Linked DNA regions of Homo sapiens: all the other regions are linked to region 2. A link is an interaction called in ENCODE POLR2A ChIA-PET data of the cell type or tissue named here. Cell type or tissue: PC-9. All regions are shown on one strand. Each heading gives the region's core, and the rest is flanking DNA. Links, peaks and the distances in the headings are about the cores only.

Evidence for each region. Peaks named below come from ENCODE experiments on the same cell type or tissue, not always from the same donor. Only the 100,000 strongest peaks of a DNase experiment are listed, where the experiment ranks them.
Region 1: POLR2A ChIA-PET joins it to region 2 with 5 read pairs; 3 of 35 experiments call an interaction of 5 or more read pairs at or near these places.
Region 3: POLR2A ChIA-PET joins it to region 2 with 6 read pairs; 2 of 35 experiments call an interaction of 5 or more read pairs at or near these places.

Annotation. Positions count from the first base shown.
Region 1 is chr22:38,848,627-38,853,626 of GRCh38, reverse strand. No RefSeq gene overlaps it. Among named protein-coding and RNA genes, the nearest start is that of NPTXR, 7.1 kb to the right of the region's middle. In PC-9, for the core only: no CTCF peak of the experiment used is centred there; a DNase peak (open chromatin) is centred at 1,986.
Region 2 is chr22:39,212,056-39,218,320 of GRCh38, reverse strand. No RefSeq gene overlaps it. Among named protein-coding and RNA genes, the nearest start is that of PDGFB, 30 kb to the left of the region's middle. RefSeq lists enhancers at 1,544-2,161, 2,805-4,004, 4,021-4,639, 4,640-5,259. In PC-9, for the core only: CTCF peaks have their summits at 2,323 (motif pointing left), 3,340 and 5,307; DNase peaks (open chromatin) are centred at 3,320, 3,650 and 5,420; H3K4me3 peaks cover 2,560 bases; H3K27ac peaks cover 3,892 bases.
Region 3 is chr22:38,748,492-38,753,491 of GRCh38, reverse strand. SUN2 (Sad1 and UNC84 domain containing 2) reads left to right here. Exons shown (of 18, transcript NM_015374.3): 2 at 827-985; 3 at 2,119-2,282; 4 at 2,457-2,594; 5 at 3,172-3,267; 6 at 3,633-3,726; 7 at 4,709-4,779. The coding sequence starts at 864. Among named protein-coding and RNA genes, the nearest start is that of SUN2, 5.0 kb to the left of the region's middle. RefSeq lists an enhancer at 1,299-1,348. In PC-9, for the core only: no CTCF peak of the experiment used is centred there; a DNase peak (open chromatin) is centred at 1,921; H3K4me3 peaks cover 19 bases; H3K27ac peaks cover 547 bases.

The sequences.
Region 1 (5,000 bases), core at 1-5,000, 360 kb after region 2:
ATCCCTCTAGAAGGGATGTGGCCTTCATTAGAGCAAATTGGTACCAAAGTCTTTTCTGTCTTTTCCAAAGGATGAGTGAGCTCAGAGCTTGACAAAGACATGAGCCTCCATTTAAATGACGGCCGCCAGCAATCAGCCTTTATGAACACAAGGGCCTGGGAAACATCGGTGCGGAGCCAGGGTGGGCTGATGGAAACAGAACAAAGCCGGGTGGCAGGGGTCCTCAGTCCTGTGAAATAAGGACAAGCCCCCCACCAGCTTATCCTGCCTATCACGCCTCAGGGCCTGAAACTGCAGCGCCAGCAACAGGCTCTTTCAGAGAAGATCTGGATATCCCTAGGAGTTCTCGGTAAAGGCTCAGATACTCCCAGCCGTGAGCAAGGAAACAGGACACACTTTGGAAAAGGCAAATGTGGACCCTGTCCCCCAAGGGGACTCATTAAAACGATCGTCACTCGCTAGCTCCCTTGGCAGTCCCTGCTGGCACACACGGCTTGGTCTCTGTGCAGTGGTGCCCTTGTAGAAGGCTTCTGCTCTTATCATCTCTGGTTCCCTCTGGGGGGCTCATCTGCCTGCCTGCCTGCCTTTCAAACTCAGGCACCATAAAGAGACCCTTGTCCATGAGACAGGCGGCCTGGTTTGCAGCCTCTCGGTCACTTCTCCAGGCCTCAGTGCTCCTCAGCTGGGAAGGAGACTAGGACCCCCTACTTGGCAGGCTTATTTGGATTAAAGGAGATGGTGAGTAAGAAGAAACACCTTCTAGATCTCTGTGTCCAGATATGACCACAATTCTGACTTCCAGTCTGGCATCCCAGCTATCTGCTCACCAATTCTTGATGTCCTCCTCCCATGTAACAGCTTGAGGTGAGTAGGAAAACAGTGGCTTGAGTCCCAGCTCTTCCAGCTGTGTGACCTCAGCCTGGTCAATCACCCTCTCTGGTCTCTGTATCATCTCCTATAAAATGGGGGAGGGGGCTCCCTCTAATTATCCTTCCCAACTCAGAATTACTCTAAGGATAGCTAACACGTACAGAGTGGACTTTACACTAACCAATTCATTAAATACCCACAACCCAGATGTCCTTGTCTGTTTTCTGTTGCTTATAACAGAATATCTGATACTGCGTAATTTGTAAAGGAAAGGAACTTATTTCTTACAGTTATGGAGGCTAAGAAGCTCAAGGTCAAGGAGGCTGTGTCTGGTGAGGGCCTTCTTGCTGGTGGGGACTCTACAGAGTCCCGAGGTGGCACAGGGCATCACAGGGTGAGGGGGCTGAGAGTGCTACCTCATGTCTCCCTCCTACTTCTTATAAAACCACAGCCCCATTCCCATGATAACCCATTAATCCGTTAATCTATGAATGGATTAACCCATTCATGAAAGCGGAGCCCTCATGACCCAATCATCTCTTAAGAGCCCCGTTTCTCAATGCCCCCACACTGGGGATTAAACTTCAACATGAGTGTTGGATGGGACAAATATTCTAACCGTAGCACCAGAGAGCACAGTACCCACAACATACAGATAAGGGAACTGAGGTTCAGAAATGTGATTACTTGCTTAGAAATTCTGGAGTGGTAGAGCCAGGATTTGACCCCATGCGATCATCCTTAACCACCACGCCAACACCGTTCTGTGCATGGCACCGTGGTTAAGGGCACAGTCACTGGAGCTGGACAGCCTGGCTGTACAGGGCCCTGGGAATATGTGCGTATCTGTTCTGTGCCTTAGTTTCCCCATCTATGAAATGGGAAAGGATCGTAATACCCCCTTCCTCCTGGAATTGCAGGGAGCTCTGCTGAGCGCTACACGAGCCAGGCTCTGAGCTGCACACTCGCATTTCACTCTTGCATAAATCCTCCCGTGGTGCAGCCAAGGAAGCCGGAGAGAGTGGCTGAGTCATTTGCTCCAGGTGACTCTATTAGTAAGTTGTGCAGCTGGGATTAAAATCCAACTCCTTGACTTCAAAGTCCATATTTCAATTACTCCACTCCACCTTGATGCAATGCCCTCAAACTCCACGTTTAAAACCAATCTCCCGACTGCAAAGTGCACCCCCCAACAGGCTGCCTGACTCATCTGCTTCCCTGATGGGGCCTGAACCCCAGGCCTTGTGTTTGACTCATTCCTTTCCAGCCAGCCATCAGCGTTTGTGACTAACTGACCCCTTAGTGGAAATGTCACTCGGATCCGTTCCTTCCTCTCCAGCCCTGCTGCCCCCCTGCAGCCCAGACCCCCAAAGCTGAGGACAATGGAGACCAAGTACCCATGCCAAAGTGTAGTGTTGCAAAGGAGCTGAGAAAAAAAAAAATGCTCCTGGTCCCTCACCCCTTCAAGGCTGAGTAGCTAGGGAGCCTCGTGTGTGGTGGGAGGCTGGAGAGGGAGGTGTCTTCTTAAGTGGCTGTGGCTAGTGCTGGTGGCAGGCAAACCTCAGAGAAGAGAAAGAACCAAGCCTGGACCCAGCCCAAGGTGGGCCTGCGGGCTGGCAAGCTCGACGGGCAGGAGCAGGGAGGGGCCCAGCTGGCAGCGCTGCCCACCCCACCCTGGCTTCATGTGTAGTCCCTTCTTCCAACCTGTGGAATCTCTCCACCTGCCCCCCACTTCTAGGGCTCACCTTGGGTACTTGAGCTAGATCAGGAGACAGATGGTATTTGAGGAGGAGCTACCAGGCACCCTTGATTCCTCGCTGGACACACACGAATGGCCACCCAGGTGAGATCTCAGGTGCCCCTACCTCACCATAGGCAGGTTAGGTTTATGCATACCCATTTTACAGATGAGGAAAGGAAGTTTCCCCGAGCCCTAGGACTCAGCTTCCCTGTCTCCAAGTGCAGTGGCTGTAGAACCCTGGGAGCCACCTGAAAATGCCTTTCCTAGAGGAGCTGCAGAGGTGGCCACCATTCCTTAGGGTCCATTGGGCAGGAGGAATCAAATGTACCCTGGACATGCCCTGGGTGCCAGTGACCCACATATGAAGAACATAAGGTTTGAGGCCTTGAGGAGTCCACAGCCTCATTGGGGAAACACAAGTTACAGACAGTGCAACAGAAACTGGTGCTGGGACCACTGGTGAGCCAAGGAGGGGGCCATGGTGGCAGTTTTGAGACACACTCCAGAGGTGGAGGGGGAGAGTACGGGGAGGAGGGGGCTTCCCAGGACGGACTTGGCTGCCTCCTCACCCAGCAGGGGCCAGTCCACACACCCTTTGAAGGGCAGTGTCAGAATGTGAGCTGGGGAACCTGAGTCTGACAACTTCGGGTTCAAATGCCAGTGGTACCCCCACAGACCAGGGGCTTCAGGACAAATGACCGAATGTCTCTGAGCTTTGATTTTCTCATCTGTGACATGGAAAGATTATACTGTAGAGTTCCAGGGCTGCCAAGGTGAGAGCCCAGTACAGTAAGAAGTGGCAGGAGGAATAGGCCAGCAAACAGGGGCTGCAGGAGGCCCTTGAGACAGTGAGGGCACCCCCACCCCGCCCCTACAGCATCCTTGGCCGGCCACTCCTTCTGGTCTTTCTTTACTGGGCCTGGACTCAGGCACGCACTTTCCAGCCAACTCCAAGGGCCCCCCACAAGGTGGACACACGTTTCCTCCTTGGTTCTCGGCCCCTCCTGAGCCTGTGCGGGAACAGATGTCCTTGCTTCCTGCCCAAATCTGCAAGCTGGGTTGGCTCCTTTTGCTGCTTCCAGGGAGGCAGAAACTCTGGATGGAAATCTCTGGGCTTCCCCTGAGAGGAAAGCTCTCTTTTCCCTGGCTTCTGCCCTCCTCTCTGGTCTGGGCTCCCAATCCCAGTATCCACTGCTGATGTGTGAACACTTCTGGGCCCCAGTTGAGCCCTGCACCCCACTTGGAAGCCCTCAGACTGGCGTGTGTTGATTGAATACACGTATGATCCTTCATCTGAATGATTCCCCAACTCCGCTCAGAACGGGGGCGGGACGGGAATCAAGAAAGGGCACAGCAACTAGGGAGTAAGCACTGTAGGCAGCCGGGGAATCAAAGGCAAAGGCGTCAAGAAGGGAAGGAACATTTATTGAGCACCTAGTATATGCTAGGAATAAATAAGGAAGGCATAGCAAGTACCGAGCCTTGCCCTGATAACACACAGTAGCATGGTAGGAAATGGTCCCTGTCTTGAGTCCCTGGGAGAGATTTTACACACATCTCACCTGCCCTCATTTCCTTCCCATTACAATCCTATACATAGGTACCACTGGCTCCACCTTACAGGTGAGGAGACTGAGGCAGCTCAGGTCTTGAGACCGGACCTAGATGGAGACTTCAGGATGGACACAGACACTCTCTTTGTCCCCAATCTCTTTACCAACCCCCCTGGGGAAAAGAACTCTTTGTTCACAAGCACACCCCAAAAGGTACCACACGTTTTCTCAATAAATGTTTTTTGAGGCCGGGCGCGGTGGCTCACATCTGTAATCCCACCCATCTGCCCAAACTCCTTCACTGGGAGTTTGAGCACCCACGAGTGCCAGCCCTGGAGTCACAGAGAGGAGGGTGCTGCAGCTGGTCCCTGCCCTCGAGGAGCTCACAGTGTGCAGGCAGCAGGGAAAGAGGGAGATGCTAGAGGAGAGGGAAGGATGGAGGTCGAGGGAAGAGAAAGACGTGTGTGTTTCATTGCTATGTGATACATACCAGCACTGAGACAGTGTGGTGGGAGAATGGGTTTGAAGATAGCCAGGGTGACCAACTGTCCGTGTTTGCCCAGGACTGAGAGGTTTCCCAGGATGCTAGCATTTCAGTGCTGACACTGGGAAAATTCCAGGCCAGATGGGATGAGTTCGTCACCCTAAGCCTGTGTTCAAATCCTGGCTCTGCCATGTGCCTGGTGAAACCGCCAGTTACCTAATTAGCATCCAATCACCCATCTTTTAGAAATGACTTTATTACAGTCTAAAGGCCTTCCCTGTGCAATTCCTCTTTCTCCCTCCTCCCCCCTTTTAAAAGTGTATCTCAGTTCAAAAAACTTTTATTTTTATTT
Region 2 (6,265 bases), core at 626-5,625:
CTCCAGCATCTGTTGTTTCCTGACTTTTTAATGATCACCATTCTAACTGGTGTGAGATGGTATCTCATTGTGATTTTGATTTGCAATTCTCTGATGACCAGTGATGATGAGCATTTTTTCATGTATCTGTGGGCTGTATAAATGTCTTCTTTGGAGAAGTGTGTGTTCATATCCTTTACCCATTTTTTGATGGAGTTGTTTGTTTTTTTTTCCTGTAAATTTGCTTAAGTTCTTTGTAGATTCTGGATATTAGCCCTTTGTCAGATGGGTAGATTGCAAAAATTTTTTCCCATTCTGTAGTTTGCCTGTTCACTCTGATGGTAGTTTCTTTTGCTGTGCAGAAGCTCTTTAGTTTAATTAGATCCCATTTGTCTATTTTGGCTTTTGTTGCCGTTGCTTTTGGTGTTTTAGTCGTGAAGTCCTTGCCCATGCTTATGTCCTGAATGGTATTGCCTAGGTTTTCTTCTAGGGTTTTTAATGGTTTTAGGTTTAACATTTAAGACTATAATCCACCTTGAATTAATTTTTGTAAAAGGTGTAAGGAAGGGATCCAGTTTCAGCTTTCTACATATGGCTAGCCAGTTTTCCCAGCACCATTTATTAAATAGGGAATCCTTCCCCCTTTTCTTGTTTTTGTCAGGTTTGTCAAAGATCAGATGGTTGTAGATGTGTGGTGTTATTTCTGAGGCCTCTGTTCTGTTCCATTGGTCTATATCTCTGTTTTGGTACCAGTACCATGCTGTTTTGATTACTGTAGCCTTGTAGTATAGTTTGAAGTCAGGTAGCATGATGCCTCCAGCTTTGTTCTTTTGGCTTAGGATTGTCTTGGCAATGTGGGCTCTTTTTTGGTTCCATATGAACTTTAAAGTAGTTTTTTCCAATACTGTGAAGAAAGTCATTTGTAGCTTGATGGAGATGACACTGAATCTATAAATTACCTTGGGCAGTATGGCCATTTTCACGATAATGATTCTTCCTATCCATGAGCATGGAATGTTCTTCCATTTGTTTGTGTCCTCTTTTATTTCGTTGAGCAGTGGTTTCTAGTTCTCCTTGAAGATGTCCTTCACATCCCTTGTAAGTTGGATTCCTAGGGAATTGTGAATGGGAGTTCACTCATGATTTGGCTCTCTGTTTGTCTGTTATTAGTATATAGGAATGCTTGTGATTTTTGCACATTGATTTTGTATCCTGAGACTTTGCTGAAGTTGCTTATCAGCTTAAGGAGATTTTGGGCTAAGACAATGGGGTTTTCTAAATATACAATTATGTCATCTGCAAACAGGGACAATTTGACTTCCTCTTTTCCTAGTTGAATACCCTTTATTTCTTTCTCTTGCCTGATTGCCCTGGCCAGAACTTTCAACACTATGTTGAATAGGAGTGGTGAGAGAGGGCATCCCTGTCTCGTGCCAGTTTTCAAAGGGAATGCTTCCAGTTTTTGCCCATTCAGTATGATATTGGCTGTGGGTTTGTCATAAATAGCTCTTACTATTTATTATTCATATTCTTATTATTTATATTTCACTAATCCCTGTTGGTCAGGCTGTTGGGACAGTGACCTGGTCCTGTGCCTGTTTTTATTTTTTTTATTTTTTTTATTTTTTATTTTTTAGACAGAGTTCCGTTCTTGTCACCCAGACTGGAGTGCAATGGTGCAATCTCAGCTCACTGCAACTTCTACCTCCTCGGTTCAAGCAATTCTCCTGTCTCAGCCTCCCAAAGTAGCTGGCGCCTGCCACCATGCCCAGCTAATTTTTTGTATGTTTAGTTGAGACAGGGTGTCACCATGTTGGTCAGGCTAGTCTCGAACTCCTAACCTCAGGTGATCACCCTCCTCGGGCTCCCAAAGTGCTAGGATTAAAGGCGTGTGCCACAGCACCCGGCCCTGTGCCTGTGACAGTGATGCACCCCCACCACCCCTGGCAGTCACTGCTGCCTCGGGCTTCTGTCATCTCAGGTCTTGGTTTCCACTCCAGAAATCCAGAGGCAGGCCACTGGCCAGACACCTTCCCTGGACACTAACACATTCCGAAGGGTGTTGGGCCCTCTGCAAGGTGGCTCGCCGTGTGGGTGTAGGGCCGGTACTTTGGGTCCTTGGGCATTGTGGTAAAGGGTCATCCATGCTCAGTCCATTCCTCTGGCTCTGTCATGCCTTGGTGTCTCTGTCATCTCCAGGTTGGGGGGGGGGGGGGCAACCTCTGCGTTGGCCTTCACCTCACCTGCCAGCCGACAAAGCAGTGGTAGAAACAATCAGGGCCGCCCCCCGCTGATGAAGTTGGCACCTTGGATGCAGGGCCCCCTGTTGGTGGAGCAGCATGGATACATTCAGCCCCATCCAAAGCTGCATTCGCTCCTCCTTGACGTATGTCCTCAGAACCCACTCACACATCTCCCCCAGATGTCTGATGATAGGAAATGACATTCTACACAGGTTTTGGTTTGAGATTGCTATTTAATCTCGCCCCTCAGGGCCTCCTGCCACCTGACTCCAGCTGAAGACTCTGAGGATGGGGGCCACATGAGGGTGATTACAGGGTCCCTTCTTCGGCAGGACCAGCCGCATCAGACAGCGAAGAGGAGCTGCTCAGCTGGCAAGGGGACTTGGCGGGGAGTGAGGGTTCAGGGTGTTCCAATCAGCCAGAATCCTCCTTAGAGCTGGTGAGGCCATGGCATCGCTCATGATGTAATTCACCATTCTGTAGGCTCGAATTTTGAGTTTCATTTTTGGCTGTCTCAGTCTTACCACAGTGAGAATTAGGAAACATTTTTACTGCAGTTATAGAAGTCCTTCGTTTTCTTTCTTCCCTTATTTTTTATTTTTTAGTTTTTTTGTTTTTAAGACAGGTTCTTGCTCTGTCACTCAGGCTGGAGTGCAGTGGTGTGATCAAAGCTCACTGCAGTCTCGATTTCCCCGACTCAAGCCATTCTCCCGCCTCAGCCTCCCAAGTAGCTAGGACTACAGGTGCACACACCATGCCTGGCTGATATATATATTTTTAAACTTTTTAGTAGAAAAAAGTAAAAACAGGGTCTTTACTTAGTAGAGATGGGGGTCTCACTATGTTGCCCAGGTTGGTCTCGAACTCCTGAGCAAAAGTGATCCTCCTGCCTCGGCCTCGCAAAGTACCGGGATTACAGGCATGAGGTACTGCACCTGGCCCAGAAGTCCTCAGTTTTTGATCTGGGTCTTGAGCCAAGAATTTAGGAATTTAGGAGACGGGCTTCTGCATCTTTAACAGTGCAGTGCTGTAGAGCCCATTCAGTCTAATTCCTCATTCCTTTCATTCTTTTCTAAGGCAATGAATTCTCAATGAAGCTTTGTTTTCAACGGGCTCTTCCTTCCCGGTGACTCCAGGTGGCAAATCTGACATTCTGCTTCCCCTGCATGCCATGGCTTCCAGATCTGAGCCCTTATGATGTGCTGAATTTTTACTGACTTCAGCCCCAAGCAGTCCAGATAACCAATTCCAGCTTCTCCGAGCTTCCTCCAACATCCACTGCCTGTAACCACTCCTGACACCAACTTCTATATAAGGCAAGGTTCTTAGTTGCAGGTAACATAAACCAGCTCCGGTTAACTTATAAAGAAACGGATGTTCAAAGAATGGATATTGAAAAGGATATTCAAAGAATTCCAGGTGACTCATGCATTGCTGAGCAGGCTTGGAGACCTGGTTTTGTGGTATGCAAACAGGATCAGTCCTCTCCAATGCAGCCTGAGGTCAGTGCTCTGAACACCTGTTTGACACTGCAGCCCCTGTGACTGGCACCTTCCAACTGAATACCCAGCACTGGGCACTGTGGCTCCACGGCTCAGCCAGGGAGACGCTCTGCTTCTTTGCAGCACTAATTTTGTTGTTCAGTCTTGAGTTGGTGTGCCTGACTGGTGAGCCTCACAGACTTCAGCTGTGTCTGAGAAAGGGCGTAGTGGGGATTTTTAGTTTCTAGGCGGGCGGGCGGGGGGTGGTCCCTGGGTCCACAGCCTACAAGGTGCGGTTCAGACGGTGTGTGGTCAAAACAACGAAACGTAAGTGGAATGTCTGTTTCATTCTGTACCACGTTTCTTCCATTTCTTCCAGCTGAGCACAGGATGAGGCTGCCTGCCCAGATAGCTGTCCCTTCTGACTTAGGATCTCTTTGGCTGTACATTGAAGGATGAAGAAGTGTGTAGCTGTTTTACCTATGACTGGATTCCCAGATCCTAGCTCAGCTGCGGACACACCATGGGCACTCACTTCATGTTGTTAGGTGATGGAACATGTCTTGTGGGGACAGGACTAAGGGTGAGACACCTGCCCCAGGTGCAAAGGTTAAAGGGGCACCAAAAATTCTCAGTGATCAAAATAAGTCATCATTTCATGCAATATGTATATATTTTTTGAGGCAGAGTCGTGCTCTGTCACCCAAGCTGGAGTGCAGTAGCGTGATCTCAGCTCACTGCAACCTTCGCCTCCTGGGTTCAAGTGATTCTTGTGCTTCAGCTGCCTGCGTAGCTGGGACCACAGGCACATGCCACCACACCTGGCTAATTTTTGTATTTTTAGGACAGACAGGGTTTTGCCATGTTGGCCAGGCTGGTCTCAAACTCCTGACCTCAATGATCTGCCTGCTTCAGCCCCCTGAAGTGCTGGAATTACAGGCGTGAGCCACCACGCTCAGCCTCATGCAGTATTTTAAGAAATCAAAATTAATGCAAACAAGTTCACCACGAGCCAGTCCGGGAGTGGTGGCTCATGCCTGTAATCCCAGCACTTTGGGAGGCCGAGGTGGGCAGATACTTGAGGTCAGGAATTTGAGACCAGTCTGGCCAACATGGTGAAACCCCGTCTCTACTAAAAACACAAAAATTAGCCAGACATGGTGGCGGGCGCTTGTAATCCCAGCTACTTGAGAGGCTGAGGCAGGAGAATCGCTTGAACCTGGGAGGCGGAGGTTGTAGTGAGCTAAGATTGCACCACTGCACTCAAGCCTGGGTGAGCGAGACTCCAACTCAAAAAAAAAAAAAAAAAAAAAAAAAAGAAAGAAAGAAAAAAAATTTACCATGAGCCAAAATTTCAAAATTTCACTTCAAGACAGGAGTTGAAACGAGCACTTACACAATGCCTCGCTCGCCTCACTCTAATCTTGGCTTTGTCAGATCCTGTCTTGTTTTAAAATGTTGTGCTCCGGGTGTGTGCCTGGCTTGCCTCACCGCAGCCCGGGCCCTGCTGACCCAGCTCCATGTTCACTGTCCTTTCTTCTTCCTTCTGTGGCCTTGGTTTTGGGTCCTCACTCTCTTTTGACCCAACCATTGAGAAACTCCTCTGGGGTTCCTTCTCCTCACCCCGGACTATCCCACCATGAGCCACGTCACTCTCTGCTGCCCCCTTAGGCTTCTTGACACAGAGTAGTCAAGCCACTCCCTTGCTCATAACCTTCTATGACTTCTGACCCCAGGCGAGGCTCACACTCACCAACAAGGCATGCAGAACCCTCTGTGGTCAGCCCAGGGAGGCTTCTTCCTCCCAAGCCTCCCCGCCTGTCACCTGCCCTCCTCCTCCATATCCAGGCCGTGCCTTTCTCCACATCTGTACTTCACTGACTATCTTCAAAGTCAACCTCAAATTCACTAGAAAACCGCCCCTGGAGGAATGTAAAATGGTATAGCCACTGTGGAAAACAGCAGGGTGGTTCCCCAGAAACATTCACACAGAATTACGATATGACCCAGCAATCCCACTTCTGGGTAGATACCCCAAAGAACTTAAAACAGGGTCTCGAAGAAATATTTGCACACCCAGGTTCACAGTGGAATGATTCACAATAGCCAAAAGGTGGAAGCATGGCCGGGCACGGTGGTTCACGCCTGTGCTCCCAGCACTTTGGGAGGTTGAGGCAGGCGGATCACCTGAGGTCAGGAGTTCGAGAGTTGGCCAGCCAACTCTCTGTTGTTCAGCCTGGCCAACAGAGTGAAACCCTGTCTCCACTAAAAATACAAAAATTAGCCGGGCGTGGTGGCGGCCACCTGTAATTCCAGCTACTCGACAGGCTGAGGCAGGAGAACCACTTGAACTTGGGAGGTGGAGGTTGCAGCGAGCCAAGATCGCGCCACTGCACTCCAGCCTGGGTGACAGAGCGATATTCCATTTTGGTATTGCTAGAAAGAAATACCAGAGGCTGGGCAATTTATAAAGATGAGGTTTCATTGGCTCACAGTTCTGCAGGCTGTACCAGCATGGCGCCAGTGTCTGCTCCTGGTGAGGCCTTACGGACGTTACAATAA
Region 3 (5,000 bases), core at 1-5,000, 460 kb after region 2:
GTAATCCCAGCACTTTGGGAAGCCGAGGTGGACAGATCACCTGAGGTCAGGAGTTCGAGACCAGCCTGGCCAACATGGCGAAACCCCGTCTCTATTAAAAATACAAAAATTAGCCAGTCCCGGTGGCGCACACCTGTAATCCCAGCTACTTGGGAGGCTGAGGCAGGAGAATCGCATGAACCTGGGAGGTAGAGGTTGCAGTGAGCCAAGATTGCACCACTGCACTTCAGCCTGGGAGGCAGCGCGAGACTCCATCTCAAAAAAAAAAAAAAAAAAAAAAAGAACATAGGTGGGGTCTACATGGGAAAGGTTTTCCATCAAGGTTCGTTGGGGCCCTCGATGAACGAGCACATGTCAGCAAAGGGACACAGCTAGAGCGAGACTGGGAGAAGTCTCTAGGGAGAAGGCAGGTGGGGTGGCTGGACCACCGGGCGTGCAGGCAGTGACCAGAAGCACCAGAGTCTCTGCTACTTGTCAGAGGTCGAGGAAGACCCAATTCTGGCTTGTGCGGAGCTCAGCACCATGAAGGATAAAGACAAGGAAACTGAGAATTGGGAAGCCTGTGGAAAGCGCCCTGGAAGAGGCTCCAGAGTCACGAAGTGAGCCCCAGGCCGGGCGTGACTCCAGCCGCTGCACAGTGCAGGGGTGCTTCACAGATCCCTGCCTTGCCCCCCATCAGGGCTGTTTAGACTGAACGCCGGGGGCCGGGGGCCGGGGGGGTGGTCTGTTCTCGGCTGTGAGGCGATGCCTCTGTCCCACCTCCTCTAGAGAGGAGCTGGGGACAGCCCCAGGCCTCACATCCAGTCCTCCTCCTCTCTCTCCTTAGATTCTCTTCAGGGGAAGAGTCCACATCCCACCTCATCATGTCCCGAAGAAGCCAGCGCCTCACGCGCTACTCCCAGGGTGACGATGACGGCAGCAGCAGCAGCGGAGGGAGCTCGGTGGCTGGGAGTCAGAGCACCCTGTTTAAAGACAGTCCTCTCAGGTAGGGACCCAAGGGAGTGCCACGGCCCCTGACAGCCCCACAAGCTTTTGGTCACTGCCCGCACGCCCTGTGGTCCAGCCATCCCCCTGCCTTCTTGTTGCAACCTTGGGTGGAAATCGAAGGACGTGGGCCCCCGTCCGGTCGAGGGGGTCCTTCCTTGCTCCATGTGTATGAGCACACAGCACCCATTCTTCTCCCACCGACTGTGAGCCGGGGCTGCTGCCCTCATGCTTAGAAAACAGGAAGTGGTAGGTCGGGCGCGGTGGCTCACGCCTGTAATGCCAGCTCTTTGGGAGGCCAAGGGAGGTGGATCACCTGACCCTGACCAACATAGTGAAACTCCGTCTCTACTAAAAATACAAAAATTAGCCCGGCATGGTGGCAGGCAGCTGTAATCCCAGCTACTCAGGAGGCTGAGGCAGGAGAATCGCTTGAACCTGGCAGGCAGAGGTTGCAGTGAGCGAGATCATGGCATTGCACTCCAGCCTGGGTTGACAAGAGTGAAACTCCATCTCAATCTCAAAAAGAAAAAAAGGAAAGAAAGAAAACAGGAAGTGGAGAGAGGCAGCTTCAACCATAAGCCAGGCCGGAAACCCCAAAACTGCAGGCTGGGCTCACAGGAACCCCCCCTGCTCTGGACGGGCGTGTCAGCCTTACCATCCTTCCTGGCCCCACGCCTGCATGTCTCACCACCTGTCCGGCCTCAGCAGCTGGCCAGCGACATGGCTGAGAACAGGCGCAGTCCTCAGGCCACTGGGAAATGGGCTGTGGCAGCAGCTGCCTGGTCGTCCTGCCCGGCTCACAGGCATGGGGCCCAGAAGACAGGCCCTGAGGCTTTGGCTAGCTCTGAGGCCAGGTCAGGTCTGTCTGGTTTCAGTGGGTTGTAAAGTTTGAATGTGGCTCCATCCCTAGCTGCCGCTGCCCGTCTTGCCCATCTGCTGGTGAGATTCAGAGAGAACAGGAGAGGACGTGCCAGCATTGGGAGAGTCAGGGGAATGGCAGCTGCGAGTTGCCTAGCAACAAGGGAACCCACACCCTGCACTAGGCAGGGCCGCAGGCTGTGGCTTTCCTTCATGCTCCTGGCTGGGCTCACCTCCCTGCTCCCTACCTCTGCCCTCATGGTTGTCCCACAGGACCTTGAAGAGGAAATCCAGCAACATGAAGCGCCTGTCCCCAGCGCCACAGCTGGGCCCGTCCTCTGATGCACACACCTCCTACTACAGTGAGTCGCTGGTCCACGAGTCCTGGTTCCCACCCAGGAGCTCCCTGGAGGAACTGCATGGTGACGCCAACTGGGGTGAGTGTGGAGCCCTCCGTCCCGGGGCTTTGCTTCCTCGGCCTCCCGCGAGATACTCCTCACAGTGTCCCCTGCAGTCCCCGGGATTCCCTCCTCAGAGCACCTCTCTGCCCAGACCCCACTTTTCAGAAGCTCTTGGAGGCCCAGAAGAGCCCCTGGTTCTTCCCTGCACAGGTGAGGACCTGCGGGTGCGGAGGAGGAGAGGCACGGGTGGCTCAGAGAGCAGCAGGGCCAGCGGGCTTGTGGGGCGCAAGGCCACCGAGGACTTCCTGGGCTCTTCCTCGGGCTACTCCTCTGAGGACGACTACGTGGGTAGGCGATGCTTCCTCCCTCCTGAGCAGATCCGAGGCTGCTGGGAGGCCTCAGGAAGGCTGGGCAGGGAGCCCCGGGGAGCTGGAGAGAGGGCAGCATGTGGCAGGCACAGCGCCCCTCCCATGCCCGGCCCTGGGTGCGCCCCAGCCTGGCCTGCGGTGGCCCCTGGTGCCCTGGGCTGTGACTGCCCTTCACTTGTCTGTCCTCCCCACCCCACGAGTCTATGGCAACCTAAGGCCAACATCCTTGCATTCAGGCCCATTCCAGCACTTTCCTGTGGGGCTCACACATGGTGGGTGCTCAGTCATTCTGAGTGGTGTGCATGTCAGACCCCAGCACCTAGTTCTGAACAGCAGCTTGAGGGGTGGCTGGTGAGGAGAGGGATGCAAACAGGAAGCTGTCAGAAGAAACAGAATGTCAAAGAGCTCCCATTTCATTCCTTACTGCACACCGGGCCTGTGTGGGGCTGTGGGGATGTGAAGGAGGGTGGGTGACTTGTGGTCTTGGCTCACAGAAGACAGTGAAGGAAGAGGCTCGAAAGTGACAGAGACTGAGCCAGTGTCCTCGTTCCCCGCAGGCTACTCGGATGTGGACCAGCAGAGTTCCAGCTCGCGGCTCCGAAGCGCCGTCTCACGGGCGGGCTCCTTACTCTGGATGGTGGCCACTTCGCCAGGTGGGCTGCAACCCGTGCCCAGTTACTTCCATTCTTGGTGATAGTGCTTTCTTACCCATCTCTCTGCAGTTGGGCATCCTGCCCATGCAGAGAGACTGTAGGACCATTGGGGAAAGGTCATTCTAGAATAATCACTGGGAGCCCAGAGCTGTGGGGACCCCCTTGCGTGGAAGGGAAGGAGTAGCTGCAGAGCAGGACAGAGGGTGTGGGCAGGTGGGATCCAAGGACCTGGGTCCCGGTAGGGCAGGACAGAGGCATACTGGCAGGTGGGGGTGGGGTAGGGGCAGGGAGGACGGCAGACGGGACAAAGGAGCGGTGCCCCCAAACACCATATGGAGCCTTCGGCTTGATGGTCATTCTTCCAGGCCGGCTCTTCAGACTTCTCTACTGGTGGGCTGGCACCACCTGGTACCGCCTGACCACAGCTGCCTCCCTCCTTGACGTCTTCGTTTTAACCAGGTGAGCGAGACTCCACCCTTGCCAATAAATCGCAAGGCCCTGGGGTGAAGGGACGGGTAAAGTGTGTCAACCTGTAATGGTCGATTCTCTGAGGGTTTTCCCCAGTTTCCCTGGAGCCTTTATTAGCGATCACGGAGTAGCTTCCCCAAAGCCCACCCCTGCCTGACAGAGGATGGACTCAGAGTCAGGTTCTTCTCCCCGAATTGATAGCCCTTCGAGGCAGGATTCCAGAGCACAGATTATTTCTTCTTGGACACATTCTACTAAACGCCACACTAGTCTAGCCGTGCCTGGCTCTCAGACACACGATGGCTTTCCTCCTGCAGGGTAGGCCCACTGACTCCAGGCAAGAAGTGGGGTTTCCCAGAAAGTCCATCTTCCTTCTTGGGCCTGGGACAATCTAACCCCCCGAGTTCCCCACTCATGGTCAGAGCCACAAAGAGGCTCTGCCTGAGGATGCTATGGGTTCATTCCCCAAGTCCCTAAACCAGCAGAACCAGGATTTGAGAATGTGCCCCTTAGGCAGAAGAACACGGAACCCAGAAGTCAGGATCCCTCTGGCCGTAATCCAGGTCCGGGCAGAGGGGACAGCTGGCCATACTGAAACAAGGGGCAAGGATGGGTTTGTGTCACCAAAAACAGGTTCCTTGTTGTTATTTAAGGAGTTACTTTTTTTTTCTATATTTGCATACTTAGAGGACCTGTCCATATAAAAATTTTTGAGTTTTTCAAAGACCACACTATTTTTAATAACATCAGTAAAATTCAGTCAAAATTGTCCCATCACTCTAAGACCTGCCCAGCAGGAAAGGCTCTGACGTGTCCAGGCTGGCCCTGGCACAGTGAGAAGCTCAAGCTATCCTCCTTAGCTCTAGTTCAGCACCCAGGAAAACATCTCAGGGTACTCCCTGGGTGGAACGTGGAGGCCTGGAGCTCCCCTCACACCTCCGCCTCCCCCGTCCTGCCCTCCCGCGTGGTCCAGGCGCTTCTCGTCCCTGAAGACGTTCCTCTGGTTCCTGCTGCCGCTGCTCTTGCTGACGTGCCTGACGTATGGTGAGCCTGCATGGGGAGAGCAGAGGGAGGCACAGAGATGTGTTCACCAGAGGGTGGTGACCTTTGGCAGGCAGGGAAGGGGCAAGACTGGGTGGGGTGTGCCTGTGACTGGGCAGGGCCTGAGCCCTGGACCCTGGATCATCTCTGCATGGCCCTCCCCACCTCTCCTGAGCCTCTTTTGTGCCGCCCTGGGCAGGAGCACACCCTAGTGCCGCAACATT